Regions from separate parts of the Homo sapiens genome. Here region 1 is linked to region 2. Evidence: chromatin contacts called from ENCODE Hi-C or POLR2A ChIA-PET data. All regions are on one chromosome and are shown on one strand. The core of a region is the stretch at or near the end of the contact, and the rest is flanking DNA. Distances in the headings are between cores, read along the strand shown.

What was found. Hi-C counts contacts between places; a loop is a spot of excess contacts on that map. ChIA-PET counts read pairs that join two places held with the same protein, here RNA polymerase II (POLR2A). Pooled maps may share reads with other maps.
Region 1: a loop to region 2 is called in a map of IMR-90, with 2.1 times the contacts of the local background. The contact joins two enhancer-like sites. A Hi-C loop is called at or near these places in 2 of 168 maps with a recorded cell type or tissue (IMR-90 and PC-3) and 1 of 50 pooled maps. POLR2A ChIA-PET finds 5 or more read pairs at or near these places in 2 of 52 experiments (AG04450 and H1).

The regions. Positions count from the first base shown.
Region 1 is chr11:132,055,673-132,060,725 of GRCh38, forward strand. The region is part of intron 2 of NTM (neurotrimin); the gene reads left to right. Among named protein-coding and RNA genes, the nearest start is that of NTM-AS3, 160 kb to the left of the region's middle. Within about 2 kb of position 2,824, at least 6 of the 41 ENCODE cell types and tissues checked have a DNase peak (open chromatin) inside an H3K27ac peak, as active enhancers do; they include IMR-90, where a contact is called at or near this core.
Region 2 is chr11:131,886,270-131,891,199 of GRCh38, forward strand. The region is part of intron 1 of NTM (neurotrimin); the gene reads left to right. All of the region lies in intron 1 of NTM-AS3 (NTM antisense RNA 3), which reads right to left. Among named protein-coding and RNA genes, the nearest start is that of NTM-AS3, 8.6 kb to the right of the region's middle. RefSeq lists an enhancer at 2,584-3,477. Within about 2 kb of position 2,207, at least 7 of the 41 ENCODE cell types and tissues checked have a DNase peak (open chromatin) inside an H3K27ac peak, as active enhancers do; they include IMR-90, where a contact is called at or near this core.

The DNA.
Region 1 (5,053 bases), core at 1,574-4,073, 170 kb after region 2:
GAGAGAGAGACAGAGAGAGAGAGAGAGAACCATCAAAGCAGTACAAAGGCCAGGAGGCAGTGGTAGTGTGCACATAAGACCTAGGAGGATGTGGGTTTGAATCCCGTCTCTTTCAGGAATTGGGTGGCCTTGGGCCCTGTGCCTCTCTGAGCTTCTGTCTCCACACAGTTCTCTTATAATCTGTCCTTGGCAGGCTTGTAAGTGAAGATCATATGAGATGACCTGTTTTAAGCATCTAGCACAGAACTCGGCACTCAGAAGCTGCTGGATAAATGCCACTCCTCACTGTAGTTCTACGTTAGAATATTCCAAGTTTTCCATGGTTCCTGAGGAGGAAGGCAGCTGTGTGTTCAGGTAGAAAAGTATGAGGTGTGGGACAGTGGGAAATTCTCATGAGCAGGTTTCAATTGAGGAATAATTCATTTTTGCAGTAGGCAGATTAATTGGAAATGATAAACTCCTCCCATTGTAAAATTAAGAATTAAAAGTGTTTATTTTTATTCAGTAAATACCAAACCATGACTGTAGTATACTTGTATTCCAAACTTTGATGATTTAAAAAGGGAAGAGAGAAGGAGGGTGAAGGGAGGAGAGAGAGAGAATGGCTATGAGAAAGAGAGCAAGACTACATTCTGAGTTCCTACACGTCATCCCCTATCCCCAAAATAGCAGCTCCACTTGTATACATTGATAAATTTTCAATGTAGCAGTTCATTGGCAGAGAGATGTCCAATACCTAAAAATAGCTTGATAGCTCCTAGCATAGATCATCTGCCATATCACCTGATATTTCATCTTCCCCACTAAAATGTAAGCTCCCTGAAGGCAGAGATTAATAATGCATATAGGAGGTAATCTTTGATATTTAGGATGAGGCAATGAATACATGAATGAATACGTCAATGAATGAATTAATCAATGAATGGAGAGACAAGGAGAATCAGACTCTCTTGGACTCAGGGAATCTTATATCTTTGAACACTAAAATTATGCTTCTGTCTTTTCTTGCTCTTCTCAACCCACCTTGCCTGACAGTTTGTTACATTGTCAAACTCTGTCATTTCTTCATTTAGCCTGCCCCTATTTCACTGTTAGCCAAATTCTTACACCCACAGAGATGATCCTCAACCTTTGTATGTTCAACTCTTGCACAGTCCACAAATCCCCCAGTGCACTCCACGGAAACCACTTTGCAAATGCCAAGCCTAGCCTTGTGTGTCGCCTTGATGAATGAGTCACCACCAGCTGTGCTGCCCACCAGACAGCTTCTTGGTTCCAGGGGCGCCGCCTGCTTTGTCGTATAGCAGTGTTAGTACGATTGTTTGAATACTTCACTGCATTCTTCCCCCACAGAAAAATGAAAGTGCTGATACCAGTGATAAAAAACATAGGTTTCATAAACTTAACACAATTGAGGCAAAGATGGAAATCATTTGGCGTGCAAAAAAGAGCAAATGTTTAGCCTCAATCGGGTGCTTATCATACTTGAGCTATCTGATTGTGTGCTCAGCTGTAAAGGAAAAGAAAAAAGAAAAGAAAGAGAACAGACACAATGCAGTAAATATTGTCAGAGATTAAGTCTAAAATATACGGTGTATTTTGGATTTTTTTTTTTTAGGTTTCTAGAAATGCAGATATAAATCTAGTTCGTTTTCACTCTCAGGCATGTTTTAGCAATGTGATGTGGTAGTGCAAAAACTTCTTCCCTGATTTTCTTGTCCTACTTTGTCAAACAGATTCAGCTGTGTGTTTATATTTTCAAGAATTGTAGTAATGTCCTTTCAGTTGCCTAGTTTTTAAGAAAACATCTTTGAAAATAAATACTTGCAATTTTTCCTACTCCTCCCAACATGAGTGTCCACCACGAGTCCCCTTTCGCCAAACACTTCATGTTCCTCTGAGCTGTGCTGCCCCTTCCTTTCCTCTGTACTTCTGCATCCTTAGTGTTTTCTCTTGAATCCTGTCTTCTCCTTCATGGTCTCTGGAGGGGACACTGCAGATGCTTAATTTGTGAGGGGAATCACACAAACATAGTAGACCCTAAAGAAACATCTTAGTTGGATTTTGAAGTGGGCCTAGACTCCGCGTGTTTTTTTCTCAACATCTTTCTTTCCCTTACTCAAAATATCCTGCAGCTGGGGACTTCTCTCACTGGCGCTGTTGGTTGTTTTTTGGTTTGTTTGTGCCTCATCAGCTTCCTCTACCTCATTTTGTGATCATTTTGACCTAAGACCATTGCCCAGTGGCTTCTCATTTCCAAGATCTCTACTTGGGTCCTTTTTCACAAGTCTGTGCTTGTCTCATAACTCCTAGCCTTGTTCATGACTGAAATATTTTTTTATCTCTCTGTGGACATGAAACCTACATATACAGTCCTATTCTCCTTTCCCTGTTAGCTCTGATCCCTCTGATTTGAGTTGTTCTGTCTGTTGAGCCTCTTTTATTTTGTTTCTTTATTTGATGTTCATGGTGGCGTTCTTTGTGAAATGTTTGGTGATTCTGGATTGAACCCATCTCTGTAACGCTGAATGACCATTTGTCTGCTTGTTGCCTGTCCTTGCATTCTGATGGAGGAAGTGGGCGGGAGGTGCTGCTGCTGGAATGTGTGCTGGTTTCGGTAAAAATGGGGAAGGCGTGGAATGTGCTATGGGGCAGTGCTCTGGTCCTGGCTGTGGTGAGTCCTTGATCCTCCCAATGTCACCTGCCTTGAGAACTCTGCCCTGCGAAGCGGATTAAGTCTCCTTCCTAGCCTTAAGCCATGCACTCCATGTCTTTCTGTTTGGTGTAGAGATTTAGCCTTTCTGACTTCTCCCACTGCAATGAGATGACTAATGCTGTGTTGCTTCCAACCATCTCGAGACTTTCATCCCCCTCTTGACATGGGCACTTGCCATGGTTGGTTCTCTCTGCTTGCTATCTTTCAGGGATTATTCAAGTTCCTATTCTTAGTATGTTTCTCTTCCCTTATTTTGTGTGGGTTTGGCTGGGGCAGGGAGTTCAGAAAGGAAGAGAAGATTTTATTTAGCAAGCCACCTAAAACAGGAAGTTGCCTTCTTCGCTGAGTCTGAGACATACTGACTTCCAGAACATCACGAAACCAATAGGATCACAGCCCAGGGCCTGAATCCTCTTGTTTGAACCTTGTTGTAGATGCACAACCTGTGCATTTCAAACGTAGGAAGCAGGGTGCACAGTGGGTACTTGCTCTATATTGAATGAAATTAAGCCAATGTTTCCCACAATGTGTGTGATAGATATTGTGAAAATGTGAAGTAGAGGAGGAGTGAGAGGGAATTCAGTGTGCTGGTGGTATCAAGCGTGCAAACTCTGTTTAAGAACTCCTTTCACAAAAGTTTTAAGATTATCCTTTCTAGCTTAAAAAACCAATATAGACAGAAAAGAAACCCCACTCTGGTGCTTTCTCCCTTCTTCCATTCCTGCCTTGACCATCCCTTCTTCCTCATAGCCTAGAAGCAGCCTCTGGGCCTCCACCTTCCCTTTTGGTTGTCCCCTCACCCTAGTCTAACACTTGCCTCTTTGTAGAGAGGAGCTTGTCGGACACATGGGATTCACGGGCCAGGTGGTTCAGCAGCCCAACAACCTGGATCCTCCTCACCCTCCTCTCCTCATGGCCAGCCCAGCTCAGGGCCGCCTCTGAGAGTCTGGCCTCCACAAAGGAAGATGAAATGTAGAGACGCATTTGCTGCCTCCAAGTAACAGTGCTTCAGGTGTTTACCTTTCCTCAAGTCATAGAACTAGAGAGCAGGGCGAGGCCTTAGGGACTGTCTGTTGACCGATTGACACATTCTTTGTATTTTGAAATGAAGAAACTGACCCTAAACCCGTCAAGTGACTTTCCCAGTAAGTGTGTGGTACCGGCTGAACTCAAGTTCAGATCCTAGGTTAGCAGTCCTATAAATTGAGAAACAGAACCTCACTACTCAAGCCAAGCTGATGTCTACCCCAAACCAAACATCCAAGTATGCACTGGGGTAGGTGCTTTGTGACCAGTTCCCATGGACTCCACTTGAGAGCCCTTCGAATCCTCCCCCGCCCCACACCACCCCCCATCACCCCCTGCCACGAGCTCTGCATCAGCCTCAGAGCCTGGTTTGTTTCTTCAGGGTATTTATGTCAAGGATTCCCAAATTTGTTATTCAGTTCTTTCCCCACTGATTCCCAGCTCCATTCCTCAGCCACACACCAAGCTACACAGTGCCTCATGGACTCCCCTCCTGCAATGGGTTCTCTGGAGTCCCTCCTGCAGCCTTTTGAGGGAGGTGCCTATTTCTTCCAGATTAGAGACCCTCCTGTCCTCTAGATACCTGTAGCTCTCCAGGATCCCCCAGCTTCCTCTAGACAAGCTCATATCTCAAGCAGTGTGCATCCAGGAGGGGATTCTTCCCTCCACATGAGACATAGGCCCCAGGTTGAGTGGCAGAACTGCCTCTTCAGGCCAAAACCCAGGCGTGCTGCCTCAACACGAAGACCACACTTTGGCATTATACGTCTTCCCAAAGTTACAATACATCCACCCCCTGGGCTTCGTTCTAGATTCTTTCAACACTTAAGTGTCTTATTACAAGTCTCTTTCCTGTTTAGGGAACGGGCAATGAAATTGTGTAGGCAAGGGGTGCTCCGTTTACCTGGTGCATTCGAGGCTGAAGACAAGGAGACATTATCCTCCAAAATACTTTTTTTTAAAGCAAGTCTGCCCTAGAGTAAAGTCTTCCTAAATTTTGATTGTTACTGCGCTATGAACAGAGGTTGTATCCACATTTAATGGAACATAGCAGTGAGAGAAACTGGAATATTGGAACTGCTGTCCTCCGCTGATGAAAGGAGGTTGTAAATAACATTTTGCTGTTGGTAAACACGCACAATAAATACAGAAATATGGAGCCATGCAAAAAACTTTCGACTCTGTCACATGTTATTGGTGGAAACCACTCATAGAAAATCAAACACAGACTTTGACTTGCAGTCACAGAAATAGTATACTACCTGGAGTTTCTTTAGGATTTGCAATCTCTGTGCGGTTGCAGGCTCTGCT
Region 2 (4,930 bases), core at 957-3,456:
AATAAAACCAAGCCCCCACACTCCCACTGGCAATGGAAGGGCCTTGGACCTCCTGGCTGTCTCTAATTCCTGTGGCTTCATCCTCCTCAATGAAATTCTCTGCCCAGGCAGGCTGTGGAGGAGACTGCCTTGGCTTGGGAGCCTCTTCCCCGTTCCCCACCTGGGGATGCAATGGTTTTGCTGGGGCAGCAGTTCATTATCCAGTCCTGAGTTGAGTCACTTTTGCTCATATTTGCACTCTACCTCTAAAAAGATCCCTTCTAACTGGGTCTGAGGCACGCCTCTTGTGTTTATAGAGTAAACTGTCCATTTGGTGGCTGCTGTCTTGCTAACTCGGCAGGGATTGCTGTTTGCTTGTGTCTCCTTCTGTTTCCCAGGTGCAGGGCTACACTAGAGATTCAGGTGAGATCCCTGCAGAGGCCAGGGAGCTTGAGGGAGCTTTCCTACAAAGCTCTGACCATTACCCTGGTAAGATGACAGAGCCAAGCTTTGCTAACGATGTTTCTGTGCTTTTTAGCAGGGAGGAAGGGACGCTGTGTCTCCATACATCCCTGAGGAAGGGCTTGCTGGTCTTTATCTGTCCCGCTGGGATGATACTAAGACCTCTCATTGATAGAGTGCCTACTGTGCGTTAGGCACTGTTCTGTGCATTGTCTCATTTAATCCTCATAGTAGCTCCGCAAGCGAGCACTACCATTCTCATTTTACACCTTGTCTAAGGTCAAATAGGCAGCTGGTAAAACCCCCATCAGTATAGCTCTAAAGCCCCTGATGAATAAGTTCTGGAGAAGTAACGTACAGCATGATGACTACAGTTGATAACAATGTATTGTACACTTGAAATGTTCTAACAGATTAGATTGTAAGTATTTTTGTCACACACACCAAAAAGAGGTAACTATGTGATGTGATGGATATGTTAATTAGCTTAATTGTGGCAATCACTTCACAATGCATACTTACATCAAAACATCATGTTGTACACCTTGAATATATACAGTTTTATTTGTCAATTATATCTCAATAAAGCTGAAGAAAATGAAAAGACTGAGTGCCTGGGAACAAAAACAAAAACAAAACAGGAAATTCAGTGAATCCTGATTTCTAACACAATGAAACCCAAACTGTCTAGCGAGCCTTGTGGGCTTCTTTCTGGCTTCTTCTCCTGCCATTCTTCAGGCACAAGTCACTTTTCACTGTGTCTTACCAAACAGGCCAAGATGCCTTAAACCTCAGCTTCTTTGTTCTTTCTGTTGTGTGCTACAAATTATCTGATTCCGCTCTCCAATTGGTAACTTCCTACCAATTCTAAAAAAACTACAGATCCATCTCTTCTGCTAAGTGTTCCCAAATCCTTTGATCCTTAGATGGACTCATCTTCAAAATTTCAGACTTGTTAGATGCCACTCTCTTTGCTCCCATCGCACTGTAGGTAATGTGTATACACATCTATCTTCCCCATTAAGTTATGAGCCACCAGAATGCAAGCACAGGACCTCCTACTGCACTGTTGTCCTTGTATCTAGTTCAGTATTTGCTATATTGTGGTGGCTTATCAGATGATTATGATAGCACTGTTCTAGGCACTTTATATGAAGAAGGTACTATTATTGTCATCTTCAGTTTACAGATGAGAAAACCAAGGCAAGAAGAGAGTAACTTGCCACATTAATCCCTTTAGTAAGTGAAGGAGCCATGATTGAAATCTCAGCTTCTGGCTTCAGTGCCTATACTTTGAGTTGCTACTCAAAACTGCTTTCCAGTAAAATATTTGGTTAAAGAATATTTTACGAGGCCAAGCTGGGTGGATAACCTGAAATTAGGACTTCGAGACCAGCCTGATTAATATGGTGAAACCCTGTCTCTACTAAAAATACAAAACTTAGCCAAGCATGGTGGCGTGCGCCTGTGGTTTCAGCTACTCGGGAGGCTGAGGCAGGAGAATCGCTTGAACCCGGGAGGTGGAGGTTGCAGTGAGCTGAGATTGCACCACTACACTCCAGCCTCGGCGACAGAGTGAGACTCGATCTCAAAAAAACAAAAAAAGAATGAATGAGACCATGGATACCACCCGGCCTGTTTTGGAGAGGGCATTTCACACTGCGGAGAAATGCGTCGTTCATTCCCCTCCAGCTCATGACTCATTTTGACCCATCTGCCAGCCCGGATCTCCTGCCTTAGGAAGTGAGCTTGGCACAGGTGAGGGCTGTTCTCCTTTCGGTTCAGCCCCAGGTTTGGTTCCTTCAGGTCAAAGGTCACTGCAGCATCCCGAGACAGGTCTCTTGTGGTACCTGCCTTCCCACTCTTTCTCCCTCCTCCTTCCACTTCCTTGTCGCAGATGTAAAATCCTCACAGCCATCTCTGACGCTGCTAACCACAGGCATTCAGGAACAGTCTTGCTCCAAATCCTGCCTCCTATTTTCATATTTCCTGTGGCGTCTTATAGAAATAGCAGAACAATTGCTCATCCACAGGGGGTAAAGGGAGCAGGATTTTATATAATTAAATTTTAAAGTGACAAGTTTTTCCAGCCTGTGGGGTAGGTAGAGGGAAGGGGAGATGAGATGAAGACCTCCTGCATTTAAAGAGGAGCCTGGTCTCGGCATCGGCGACATAGAATCTAGCTTTATTCCTCTTTATTTTTTTTTTTTTTATTTTACCAGTGACAAGGACCGTGGACATAATTTGTACCTTCGGTGCAGCCTCTCTTTTCATTGAGCTGCAGCAGCATTGAGTGCTAAATGAGTCCCTTGTCAAAGGCTGCTTGGAGTCACCCACTTCCAAAGGGAGCGTCCGGATTTTAGGAAGTGTTGGTAATTTATTTCCATCTCCTGCACCAGTGCAAGAGAAAATAAAATGATGGTTCATCTCCCAAAAGGAACATTCTTAACATGATAAGGGACAGAGATCAGAAACATCTGTCTGTAGCAAGCAGGCCTGGAGTTTCCCCATAAACACAGGTTTCCATGCAAACCAAACAAAGGAGCATAAGATACAGGCCAGGCAGATTCCACTTCAGCTCCCAGATTGAAGTAAGTCTCACAGCCTCCTTCCTTTTAAGGTAGGGGACCAGAGGGCCAGCCTGGGCTCTGATGGCCACACCCCAGCCCATACCCCCAGCCAGGCTGGCCTCACACATCACGCCTGAGTGCACAGCACACACCACTCTCCAGCCATTTGTTCCTTTGATGTGTGCTAAGCAAAACATAATTACCCACTTTGTCATATTGCATGTGACTTTGACGGCCCAGTGTGTGGGCCTTTAAAAAAAAATACATTAGAAGGTCCTCAAGGGAAAACAGTGCTCCTTTTAGGGTTTGTTTCAGGACTTCCACAAGGTTCTAAACAACAGACTCAGTGGAGCCTGTTTGCCTAGTAAGGAGTAGGGACTTTGTCCTCACCGCCTGTCACTTACAAATAGAGAGAAAGGAGAGAATACGAACAACAGAGTGGGAAGTGCAAAGAGAGGCACATCTGAGGTTTTCATGAAGAAACTGGGGGAAGGAAAGTACAGGAACCCAAGAGGCATGGAGCACTGTAGCGCCCCTCTTTTGCATGAGGGATCAGTAGCATCCCTCTTTTGCATGATAAATTGTTTCCAAAACCAAAGATGGATGTCTCTGCAGGAACCCTCTCCCTCCACCTTCAGAAACTTCCTACTTAGGCATGCATTTAGCTCCTTTCCCAAATCCCTTGTATTCAAAGTCTCATTTCTCTTGTTCACAGAGACTCCTCCTTCTCAGCCCACCCAAAGCTCATCTCTCCAGCAGTGCACTCCTCCCTGACCCAATTCTCTGCTCCAAAGGAAGGCACCTGGCTACTTTAAGATAGCAGAAATATGCACAGCACACACAGGCCCTCTCTCTCCCTCTCTCTCTCTCTCTCTGTCTCTCTCTCTCTCTCTCTCTGTCTCTCTCTCTCTCTCACACACACACACACATATCCACCTCACCCCTGACCCTCAGAGACTTCCCCTCTTTGTAGAGACACACACCATACCCCCTGGAAACAGAGCTTTCTAAACACATTCTGAATCTACAAATGCTGCTAGGGCTCAGGCTGTGAGGTTCCTTAAATGTGAAGTCTGCTCATGACTGCAATTAATTGGCATTGCTGTGCTAATGGTAAGGCAGCCTCCTGTAATAACCACCAGCAGCCTGCTGAGTGCAGGGGGAGACAGTGGTAGGAGCTGAGCCCTGTGCGTTGTTTACAGTAGAGGAGACGAGGAAACTCATGAGCGCTCTCCTTTTTTGTAAGGCAAAGTTTCACAATTGGTTGGTATTAGCAATTTTCAATCATCTTTTATTAGTGCTAGATTGATTTTCTGGGTTTTTTTTCTAATGTATGAAAGCAGAATTCTCTGAACAACTTTCATCCCTGGTCAGCTGATTAAAAATAGCACCACTACCCAGTTGCTTATCAAGAAGCTCAGAACGAGCTCCTCGTGAAAAGCTCTTTGGATGGGAACAGATACTGTGTGCTGCTGATGGTGCCACCCGGACGCATGCTAAGTGAGATGGTTATCTCTGGGATGAGGTTGACTTGAGGATCCCCTACTCATTGTCTGTGTCTCTGGCAGAACCACTTTTGACAGTGGGATGGCAGGTCTAGGGGATTTGTCAGAATCATTCATTCCTTCAACCTTTTCTGTCCTCATTCTGGGCAAGCACGTCCCTGATTTCAGGGTGCAAATGAATTCCAGCTCTCCTCTAGCCTAGCGAGAGGAGAATGTGCGAATTTGTTTAGACTATGTCAGCTCTCTAGGGCTCATTTCCTCATCTACAACATGGGCACATTGATTTAGATGACTTCTATGAGTCTTTTCATCTATCAAGTAAATTGGTCTAATAAAAAGACTAAGGTCTTAGAAACAAGCTAATCCCTTGTAGGGAGGATACCATATGTTGACACCCAACTATATCAGAAGGCA